Linked DNA regions of Mus musculus: all the other regions are linked to region 3. The links are chromatin contacts, found by Hi-C or POLR2A ChIA-PET in ENCODE. All regions are on one chromosome and are shown on one strand. The core of a region is the stretch at or near the end of the contact, and the rest is flanking DNA. Distances in the headings are between cores, read along the strand shown.

Region 1 (3,525 bases), core at 435-2,934, 36 kb before region 3:
TAGCTGCCTTCAGACACTCCAGAAGAGGGCGTCAGATCTCATTACGGGTGGTTGTGAGCCACCATGTGGTTGCTGGGATTTGAACTCAGGACCTTTGGAAGAGCAGTCGGTGCTCTTAACTGCTGAGCCATCTCTCCAGCCCCAAGGCAACTCTTTTAAAGGTAAACATTAATTGGGGTTGGCTAAAGTCTTAGAGGTTCAGTCCACTATCATCATGGTGGGAAACATGGTATTCACAGCATGGGGTGCAGGCAGACATGGTACTGGAGGATCCAAGAATTCTATTCAACATCTTGATCTGAAGACAGCAGAAGGGGACTGGAGTTTGAAGGTTTCTGAGACCTTTGGGATGTTTTGAAGGTGTGAGAGAGGTTTCAGCTGAGATTTCAGCTGAGGATGAAAATCAGCTGGGTGCTTTCTCTGCCTCCCTGAGCCAGCAGGCTTTCATCCAGGCATCTGGCTTCTGTGTCTTCATTGGTAAAATCAAACAATTGAGATTTTGTTAAAAACAACAAATATCTGTAATTACAATACTAGGGAGCCTGAGGCAGAAGGGTCCTGGGTTCTAGGGTAGCCTGAGCTACAGTACCAGCCCTTGTTACATAGCAGAGAAACAGAGAAAGAAAGCTACACTCATTCTGAGGTTGTCCAATTCAAATGTCAGACCAGAGTAGGGGGGTTCCTTTTTAAAACCTGGATCTGTGAAGATGGGGAAACTATGAAGCAAATCCTGACCATATGTACCAGGGAGACTTTTTTGTTTGTTTGTGGGGATGGATGGTTTCACAATGGTTAAGCACTGAACTATACCCTCAAGTTCACTTTATTTTTATACAGGGTCTCATGCAGCCCAGGCTGGCCTTGAACAAATTACAGATGCCTGAATTCCTGATCATGCTTCAGCTCCCAATCTCTGGGATTGCAAAGTGCATTGCCGTTCCCGGCTGCAGGGTTCCTTTAAAAGAGTGTCGGGCTGGAGAGATGGTTCAGTGGTTAAGAGCACCAACTGCTCTTCCAAAGGTCCTGAGTTCAAATCCCAGCAACCACATGGTGGCTCACAACCACCGGTAATGAGATCTGACGCCCTCTTCTGAAGTGTCTGAAGATAGCTACAGTGTACTTACACATAATAAATAAATAAATAAATAAATAAATAAATAAATAAATAAATAAATAAATAAATAAATAAATCTTTAAAAAAAAAAAAGTGTCTGCAGGCCAAGCAGTGGCAATGGCCTTTAATCCTGCACTCAGGAGGCACGGGCAGACAGATAAATTTCTGTTAGAGTCTAGCCTGGTCTACAGAGCGAGTTTCAGGACAGTCAGGGCTACGCAGAGAAACCCTGCCTTAAAAAACAAAGTGTCTATGGCAAACAACCATGATTTCAGGAATAGCCTCCATCCCTGGAAGGCTTTCTTCCTCTTGTAAACACTATAAACTACTCCGGATAACGCTAGATGTCGCACCATCTGGAAACCGAGAATATTTGCATTCCCTTATTCAGAAGCGGCTGCAGAAAGACGTCCGGGTCTCACCAGAACAACTTAAACGCAGAAGCCCCAGCTTAAGCCCTCGGCTACCTGGTCAATCAGGAAAGGTGACTCCCTTAAGGCGGGGAGTGGGCGTGGCCATGTTATGCACATGCGCGGGACATTGTATAAATCTGTTCAGACTAAGTGACAGACAAGTGTGATTTCCTTGAGACAAGGAGAAGCATTGATCGGTGAAGGCCTGCCATGGTGAGTGCGGCTGCCCCCCACCCACCCAAGGGGATAGGGGAGGGAAGGAGAAAGGGGGAGGGCTGTTGATTCTATCCGGCCGAGCAGTGGCCAGCCCCGCAGGAGCGCAGGAGCGGTGTTTCGGGCGCGGGACTCCCGAGTCCTGCAGGTCTGTGACCGGATTTGGGCACTGGAAGAGCTACGCTTGTGCGGCCAGGGCCTCCGCTCGCCCCAGGGTCACTGGTACCACTCGGTCTTATGAAGGTGTTGGACACAGCCACCGACTTGAGGCCTTGCCCTCTAGTCTAGTCTTTCTAGGGCTAGAAGTAAATCTCTAAATTTCCACAGCCTTCGCTAATTTCTAAACCTCAGCTTCTTCCCACTCCGGTTTAGAACAGAACTTAGTGATCTCTGAGTGGCCTAAGTGGTGCATTCACAAGCGCAGTGTTTAGATACTGTAACCCTCGTTGGGGCTGAAGAGATGGCTCAGCGGTTAAGAGTACTTGAGGCTCTCAAGGAAAGGGCTTCTGTTCCCAGCACCCATATGGTGGTTCGCAACCAACCTTAGCTCCAGATATAAGAGACTCTACACTTCTGACCACCTTGGGCACAAGGCACAGAGGTGGTACAAATACATATATGCAGCATTCATGCACCTGAAATAAAATAAGTCCAGAGAGAGAGAAAGAGAGAGAGAGAGAGAGAGAGAGAGAGAGAGAGAGAGAGAGAGAGAGCAAGCAAAACCCTGGCTCGCCAGGCCTATAATCCTGGCAGGAAGCCGAAGCAGAGAGATCACTTCAAGTTTGATTCTACCTTAGGCTACATAATAAATTCCAGGCCAATGTGAGACCCTGTCTCCAAGAAAGAAAGGCTAGAGAGATGGTTCAGTGGCTAGGCTGAGAGCACTCTGCCCTTACAGAAGTCTTGGGTTCAGTTCCAGTAGCTAACCAGTAACTCCAGAGTTCCAGGGGATATGATACCTCCTTCTGGCCTCTGATACCTTCTTCTTACCTGCAGGGGTGCGCTCTCTCTGGCGCTCTCTCTCTCTCTCTCTCTCTCTCTCTCTCTCTCTCTCTCTCTCTCTCTCTCTCTCTCTCTCTGTGTGTGTGTGTGTGTGTGTGTGTGTGTGTGTGTGTGTGTGTGTGTGTGTGTGTGTGTGAGTTTGTTTTTGTTTTTGTTTTTTTCTGAGACAGGGTTTCTGGCTGTCCTGGACTCTTAATAAACCAGGCTGCCAGGTTGACCCAGACTCACAGTTCCGCCTGCCCCTGCCTCCCTAGAGCTGGAATTAAAGGTGTGGGCTACCACACCTGGCTCACACAGCCTTACTACATAACCTTGGCTGTTCTGAAACTCACTGTGTAGTACAGGCTGACCTTGAACTCAGATCTACTTGCCTCTACCTTTCAAGTGCTGGGATTAGAGGCGTGTGCCCCCCCCCCATGCCCAACTTTTTTTTTTTTTAAGATTGTTTTATGTATGTGAGTATACTGTTGCTGTCTTCAGACACACCAGAAGAGGCATCAGTCCCCATTACAGATGGATGTGAGCCACCATGTGGGTGCTGGGAATTGAACTCAGGACCTCTGGAAGAGCAGTCAGTGCTCTTAATCACTAAGCCATTTCTCCAGCCCAATGCCCAACTTTTGGTTTTGCTCTTCTTTTCTTTTTTTTTCTTTCTTTTTCTTTTTCTCTCTTTTTTCAAGACAGGGTTTTTCTGTGTAGCCCTGGCTGTCCTGGAACTCACTCTGTAGACCAGGCTGGACTCAAACTCAGAAATCCACCTGCCTCTGCCTCCCAAGTGCTTGG
Region 2 (3,562 bases), core at 422-2,921, 46 kb after region 3:
TCCCTCCCTCTCTGGCCTTCACGAGGTGCAGACATCGGCACTGTTCCGTGAGCCCCGGAAGGAAAGAAGGATACATCCTGCACAATGCGCTGAGTAGCTGTGTTGGGCGACTGCGAGTCTTTGAGAAGCTGCAAGACCTGCTGCAGGCCCTGCTCGTCTGGCTGCCAGTCCATGGCGCAAGGCGAACTGCAGGGGTAGGAGCCTGGATCAGCGCTGGGTCGCTGGAGTTCTGTGTGAGACCCAAGTTGAGTCCCCGAGGCAGAGGCGGCTGCATGCAGACGCAAGCGCTCTCCGCCGAGAAGCGGAGGCCTCCAATCCGCGCCTGTCCAAGTGCGGGGTCCCCGCCAGCTAAGCCATCCTCGGCCACGCAGTCGCGGGCTCGGGAGTGCGAGTGGGGGGAATATAAAAGCGGGCCATCAGGACCAGCGGCGGGGGCGCGACGGATCCACATCGAGCCTAACGAGGAACCCTCTTTCCAAAGCGATCCACGCCACCGCCGCCCCCGGTTACGGGCCTCACGGCTTCCGCCTCCCTCCAGGGCGAGGGGCCCCGCCCCAGCGGTCTTTCAGGTGAAGGCTCAGTCCACGAGGATTCCCTTCCCCAAAATCCAGCCTTCCAGCTCCACTAGATGCCAGCCGCCTCCTAGATTTCTGAGCTCCTCTAGGTCCCTAAGCGCCCAGATCTTGCTCATCCCTGCTCCCTCTTCTAAACCGGCTCTACAAGCTCAGTAGACGCCACATGGCCCCCTTTCTGACCTAGACGCGGCCCTGTGACCCTCCTTAACCAGAATACAAGCAATACCCGATAGGTTTCCAATGTCTCTTTGAATGAGAGCCAGTCAGAATCACCCAACCCACGACCAAAGCCCCCAATGCCCGCTGCCTGCCCCCAATCAGATCTGGCCAAGCTTCTCTAGCTCTTACCCTCCGCCCCAGTCAGCAGGAATTAATGCTGACGGACCTCTGGCAGCTCCCCCAATCAAATTCCCCTAAGCCCCCTCCCACCCCCTCACCCCCGATCACTTCACGTCGGAGACCCCATCCGTCCAATCCCTGCAGCTTCCCTTACAGAGTCCCGCACAAACACCCGCCCGGTGCGCTACCCTCAACGGATCCCACCACCGCCTCGCAGCCAGACTCAGCAAAGCCCTCTGGTCTCAAGTCTGACGCCCCTCCCTATTAGGACTAAACAACCTTCCCCTCTCAACTTTCAAGGCTGTCTCCCCCGAATCAGACCCAACCAAGCCCCGCCGAAACAGATCCCCACACACACCCGATCCACGCGACGTCCCCCGACGATTCCCCCAATCAGCGCCCCTCCAGCCCGACCCCAGCCGCCCCACTGGCCCGCATCTCGTGGCACCCGAACCTGCCCGGGCGCCGAGGCCCCACCCCTTGAGATCAGATCAGCTCCCCCTCCCCCGCCCGGCCCGTTCTGCCGGCCTCGAGAGCTGGCCCAACCCGGTACCCCGCCTCTCAGCCGGGCGCGACCCCGACGCCTGGGCGGCGCGCGGCGCAGGCCCAGAACCCAGGGAGGTTCGAGGCGAGCTGAAGCCAAGGGGCCCCGGCCGAGCGAGGCCCACCTACCAGGCCCCGGGAGGCAGCGGCGGCGCCTAAGTGCTGCAGCTTCTCCAGAGGCTCGCGCGGAAGGAGGGAGCCAGAGGCAGGGAATTAAAAAAAAAAAAAAAAAAAAAAAATTAAACGCGGCCGAAATGAACAATTTCGGCTTCCGTACGCCGTTCAAACTGGCCTACCAAAGCCAATCGGAGAGCGAAGCACTCACACGTGATCTGGCACAGAGTGGCCCTGGCCAAGTTGAGTCACGTGAGAGAATAAGTACCGCCTCTAGGCCTCTCTTGCCATTAGGTCCTCCCAGCGTCTCGTTTCCTTTTCCTTACTGCAGCTTTCTTCTTTCTTCTTTAACGTATATTGGTATTTTTGTCTGAACCATGTGCGCGCAGTGCCGTGGGGATCAGAAGATTGCATTGGATGCCTGTGAAGCTGGTGGTGGTGAGCCATGTGGATGCTGAAATCAAACCTGGGTCCTCTACGAGAGCCCACAGTACTCTTAACTGGCCCCAGCCCCACTGAGTTGCAGATTTTGCTGGAGCTAGAAATTTAGTAGTGCATGGGTGTTTTCGGTGTGTAATGGACCTAGGAATCCTTCAACTACAGCTAACCGTGTCCTTACTACAACTCCCTAAAATTTAAACTGTTCCGCAGTCCGGCGTGCCTCAGAACTGGATTGGGAGGGAGGGAGGGCAGGGATAGGGAATAAGGCAACAGTAGACCCCTCTGGTGCCAGGAAAGCTACATCACAAAACCCTTTGATCAAAAATAAGTTAAAATGAAGCCGGGCAGTGGCGGCGCACCCCTTTAACCCCAGCACTCCCTGATCTATGGAACTGGTTCCAGGACAGCCAAGGCTACACAGAGAAACTGGGGGAGGGGGTTAAAATGTAACTTTCTCTTTCGCTCCCCTAAACAGCACTACACCGACGTAAAGAGCAGGGCAGGCAGCTGGCGGTGCTGGATTTTACTAGAGCAACTGTCCTGTTATTGTTCAATGCTGTTTAAACACTTTTTACATGGGACTGAAAAATAACACGTGGCCATTTTTTGTTCTGTTTTTCGTGACAGGGTTTCTCTGTGTAGCTCTGGCTGTCCTGGAACTCAATCTGTAGTCCAGGCTGTCCTCGAACTGAGAATCCGCCAGCCTCTGCCTCCCAAGTGCTGGGATTCAAGGCATGCGCCACCGGATTTATGTTTGTTTTGCCTGCATTTATGTCTGCATCACGTTTCTGACGAGACAGTCAGGTGTTGAATCTCCTGGAACTAGAGCTACAAGACAGTTGTGAGCTGCCATATACGATTGCTGGCACTCAAAACCAGGGTCCTGTAGCAAAGCAACAAGTGCACTTAATCGCTGAGTCATCTTATTCAGCCCCTGGCAATAACTTCTAAAATAAAACAAGGCAGCTAAATTCGATCAGAAGACCTAATCCCTTAACCTACCTTAAAAGTGAGATGAGGATTGCCCAGAGCAATTTAGGCAAGAGCCAGGTCATGAATGCTTCTGCCGTTTGAATTCAGTAGTTTTTCCTTTTCAGCCGTACACCATTATAGAATTGGAGACCCTGGTGCTTTCTTCTACCCCCTTCCCGTCTCCATCCCCTCCTAGTCCTACCGCCGATAAGGGATTCACTCTTCAGCCGCACCTCTATCTCAGTGGATATAGCATAATTTGCTCCGTTAGAGATGATCCATCCAAATTATGCTTACCTGACCTTAAGCTTATTGAGCAATAATGATTCAAATCATAAATTATTTGAAAATGTAGCTCTAAGCACAGCTCCCCAGTTGACTGCAGGTTCGTTTTCTTCTCGCCCTGCTTAAACCAATATTTACTAAAGTAACCATGATTCGAATCCCAAAGTACTACCGAGGCCTTTGATAGGTTTTGCTGTGGTTTCTTTGTTTTGACCTTCAGGTGAGGGACAGGTCTATGGGAATGCCTCAACTTGAAAACAACTTAGCCCACTCCCCATTGGCACGATCAGTCC
Region 3 (3,526 bases), core at 298-2,797:
CCCTGGCGCACCAGGTTCCGTACAGCGTCCTGGGTTGCACTGGTCTGCTGCTTCCACCAACGGGAGAAGAAAGCCATTTCCACATAGATGAAGCGACGGGTGGGTTTCTCCAGTAGAGAGGAGACTACTGAGTCTAGGATGTACTGAACAGATGCGTGCTGAACATCACTCAGGACTGTGGGCATGAAGTTCAGGAAGTCAAGGTCCACTAGAAGATATGCATTGCTACAGAGGCCAGAAAACTCACTGTTCCCACCCCAATGTCCAAATCTGTGAAAAAAATTGCAGAGGCCCTCACCCCTCTCTACTCACTGCCGTAATAGTATTGGTCCACTGTCTTCAGCCAGCCTACATCATCGTGTGTATGAGGCAGCAGGTGCACATTGAGCATGCCTGGCTTCGTTGGGGGACATGTCTGCACAAAGACCCCCCCAACATACACATTCCCTGTCAGTAGCCGATAGTTCTAGAGGCAGGCAGGTTGGGGGCTCTGCGGTAGAACCCTTGCCTGGCATGTTCAAGACCATAGGTTTGACTTCCACTTTCACACGCAGGCAGGGAGATGGTACAAGCACAGGCCTTAACTTTGGAGTGATGCAGAGAGGTCAAAAAGCTATAATCTGTCCCAGGAAGGACACACAGAGTATAGTGCCCATATACTCTATAGATGCAACTCCCACTTTGCACAAACCCCATAGAGCAGAGATCACATACTTTAGGATAACTTTTGTCGGGGTTAGCTAAGCATTTGCAGACAGCTGAGATACGGGGCAATATTAGCCCTAATTGTCAGGCTAGGACACTGTGCCACAGTGCTGAGAAGTGACTTGCACAGGAAGGAGCCAGGAAGCTGAGAATCCTGGGGGAAAGGGAAGCTAGGAATGGGCAGCCCAGCTCACATCTCCTAGTCAACCTCTGCAAAGAAAAGAAGGGGCGCCAGGTGATGTCGTCAGATTTGCAAGATAGGTTTTCCAGCCGAGCCATGCCAAATGGATTTTGGGGGATGCAGTCACCAACAAGAGGAACCATGCAAGCACAACCTGTGCAAAACTTAGAGTCCTGCGTTCATGTGGCTGCTCATTCTTCACCCGACAACCACAGTAAAGTGCATGCAAAGTCCAAACAGGCCACTTGGAGTCACAGGGAGGCGAAAAAAATCACGTGCAGCCTTGTTTTCAGGCTCACGCCAGACCTTTTCAGAAACCCAATGCATGCTCTTAGCCCACACCGTCAGATCAACAGCAGTTTCCTATGGATCAGTGTCACCCATACCTCTAGTTCAACTCTGCCCAAATACATTTCCGCCCGCGGGCCCCAGCTCACCCACCTTGTAACCCGCGGCCCGAGCGCCAGGCGCGGCCAGCAACAGCCAAAAAAGAAAGGAAATAGGCAGGACTGGCGAACCTAGGTTGCAGGAGCTCATCCAGAGCCACCCGGTGTTCCCGCCACCAGCACGGACACCAGAGGTGAGCGGTCCGGTGCCCATGGTTCCGGCGACGCCGCTTCCGTGGCTTTCTCTACCCTAGCTAAATCCCTGAGAATGCTCCGCCCCCAGAACCCGAACCGCCAATCGGTGAGGAAGGGGGCAGGGCCTGGGTCATCAAGGACCTGTGGCAGTAGACTGAGCACAGGGAAGTACTGGATCTGTCCCCACCCCCATTCCACCCAGAGCTCTTTTGGCAGGAGACCTTAGCACTAAGATTTTTTTGATATGCTTTTGTATGAGTGTGAGCGAAGGATTCTGCTTTCCCAGTGGACTTCAATGTTTCCTAAGGAGTGAAAGTGTAGATGGGATTCTAGGGTACCAACTCTCTTTAGGGTTGGTGTCCTGGAGGGACCTAGAGTGGATAGAAGCTGGGGTCGAAAACAGTTCTGATCTGCCTTGTAGGACTGGGACTTCAAACAAACTGCCACTGGAATGCCAGAGATGAGGCACCCATCCCAGGCTGGACTGAGCTGCCTGTGAGCTTGTAGGGAAGAGAGAACCCTTCCCAACTCCCGCTGGTCTAGTGATTGCTCTGTTGCTCTAATAAGAAAACTCAGGGCCAGGGTTTAGTACATTAATATGTAGCTGTAATGTCAGCATGTTGAAGGCTGAGACAGGACTATATGAATACCAGGCCTGCCATGGCCATGTAAGGATACACAAATAAAACCCAGAAATATACCTCTGTAGAATACTTGTGTAACCTATATAAAGCCCTGAATTTCATACATAGCACTTCAGAATAAATAAGCAAATACATACACACACACACACACACACACACACACACACACACACACACACACCAAGAAAACCAAAACCTAGATTGGTTAGGTTATCAGGGCCAACAATCACCCTGATGCCTAACCCTAGACCCGAGGCTTGTGAAATATTAACATTAACTCATTTTTTCAAAAAGTCAGACAGGGGCCCCAGCACAGGGCAGTCTTCACTGGGCAGAGCACCCCATGAACAAAAGAGAAGCAACAGTGCAAGCCAACCAGAGCGGAAAGTTTTATATCAACTGGTTTCAATAAGAAAACAAGTGACTACGTAGAAACATGAACAGTGTTTCTCATAACAGTGGCCGGGTTTGGGGGGGGGGGAGAAGGTAAAAGGGAAGTCTGCAGGTTTATCTCTTTGTCAAAGCAGAAGCAGGGCCCCAAAGAAAGAGCCAACTTCCTTCCATTCAGCTGGGAGCCCAGAGACCACACTCAGGAAAGTTTAGGACAGCAGCTGAGGGAGGGCGGAGGCAGCCAAAGGCTAGGCCAGAGAGAAGGTGGGCCTGAGTCCAGGATCCAACCCTCCTAGGTGGCATCACCAGGGAGGCGTCATGGGCTGAGGATTCTGCAGATAGGACATCACCACGGCGGAGATAGAGAGCCTGAGATGGAAAAGAGCTGTCAGTGCTGGGGAGCACGCATGGGACCCCATCCCCTTATTCAGCATCCTCACATGAAGCTACTCATCATCTGCTTAGTGTCCTCCGAGCTCCGCGAGTTGGCAAAGCTGATAAAGGAGCAGTAGACAGCAACCCAAGCACACCACTTCAGCTGAAGAAAGGTGGGTGAGAAGACCGGGTCAGTGACAAGTATACCAAGGAGCTCCCACCACCAAGGTCCTCAGATATCAGGTTCTACCTGCAGCTCGGACCTTGTTCCCGGGGAAGCACCTCAACACCAACCCTCAGAGCCTACTCGAAGCAGCAGGCTTCTGATGCCAATGTGTGTCCTGCACCTCTCACCCTACCGCATCCTCTCAGACTGCTCTAACATTCCCACATGCTAAGGACCCTCCCGGCCTCTTTTCCACAAGTCGTCTGTAACTTGCCTAAGTTAGGCTCCACCCTCAGACCCCGCTAGGCAGTGTACAAGTCAAGTGCAAGCCCAACTTCCCCTACGTTTGGGGCGTCACCCTAGCTCCACCCCTAGCTGACCTCACCCCCTTCCCCACCTCTAGCACAGCCAGAGGACCCGCCTCTTTCTGAACCCACCCCAGACCTCAGTTTCAGGCGGACCAACAGACACTCAGGGAGGTTCA

The links. Hi-C counts contacts between places; a loop is a spot of excess contacts on that map. ChIA-PET counts read pairs that join two places held with the same protein, here RNA polymerase II (POLR2A).
Region 1: a loop to region 3 is called in a map of heart, with 2.2 times the contacts of the local background. The contact joins the promoter of Zfp791 here to the promoter of Man2b1 in region 3. A Hi-C loop is called at or near these places in 3 of 37 maps with a recorded cell type or tissue (heart and left cerebral cortex). POLR2A ChIA-PET finds 5 or more read pairs at or near these places in 3 of 5 experiments (all embryonic stem cell).
Region 2: POLR2A ChIA-PET joins it to region 3 with 21 read pairs in embryonic stem cell. The contact joins the promoter of Tnpo2 here to the promoter of Man2b1 in region 3. A Hi-C loop is called at or near these places in 5 of 37 maps with a recorded cell type or tissue (adrenal gland, heart, left cerebral cortex and 1 more). POLR2A ChIA-PET finds 5 or more read pairs at or near these places in 5 of 5 experiments (Patski and embryonic stem cell).

What each region holds. Positions count from the first base shown.
Region 1 is chr8:85,117,850-85,121,374 of GRCm38, reverse strand. Zfp791 (zinc finger protein 791) reads left to right here and starts at 1,684. Exons shown (of 4, transcript NM_001357366.1): 1 at 1,684-1,740. The coding sequence starts at 1,738.
Region 2 is chr8:85,035,002-85,038,563 of GRCm38, reverse strand. Tnpo2 (transportin 2 (importin 3, karyopherin beta 2b)) reads right to left here and starts at 1,671. Exons shown (of 25, transcript NM_001364032.1): 1 at 1,587-1,671; 2 at 75-229. The coding sequence starts at 173.
Region 3 is chr8:85,081,290-85,084,815 of GRCm38, reverse strand. It overlaps Man2b1 (mannosidase 2, alpha B1), which reads right to left and starts at 1,547. Exons shown (of 24, transcript NM_010764.2): 1 at 1,328-1,547; 2 at 313-415; 3 at 2-175. The coding sequence starts at 1,486. It overlaps Wdr83os (WD repeat domain 83 opposite strand), which reads right to left. Exons shown (of 4, transcript NM_001001493.2): 3 at 2,942-3,039; 4 at 2,477-2,870. The coding sequence ends at 2,804.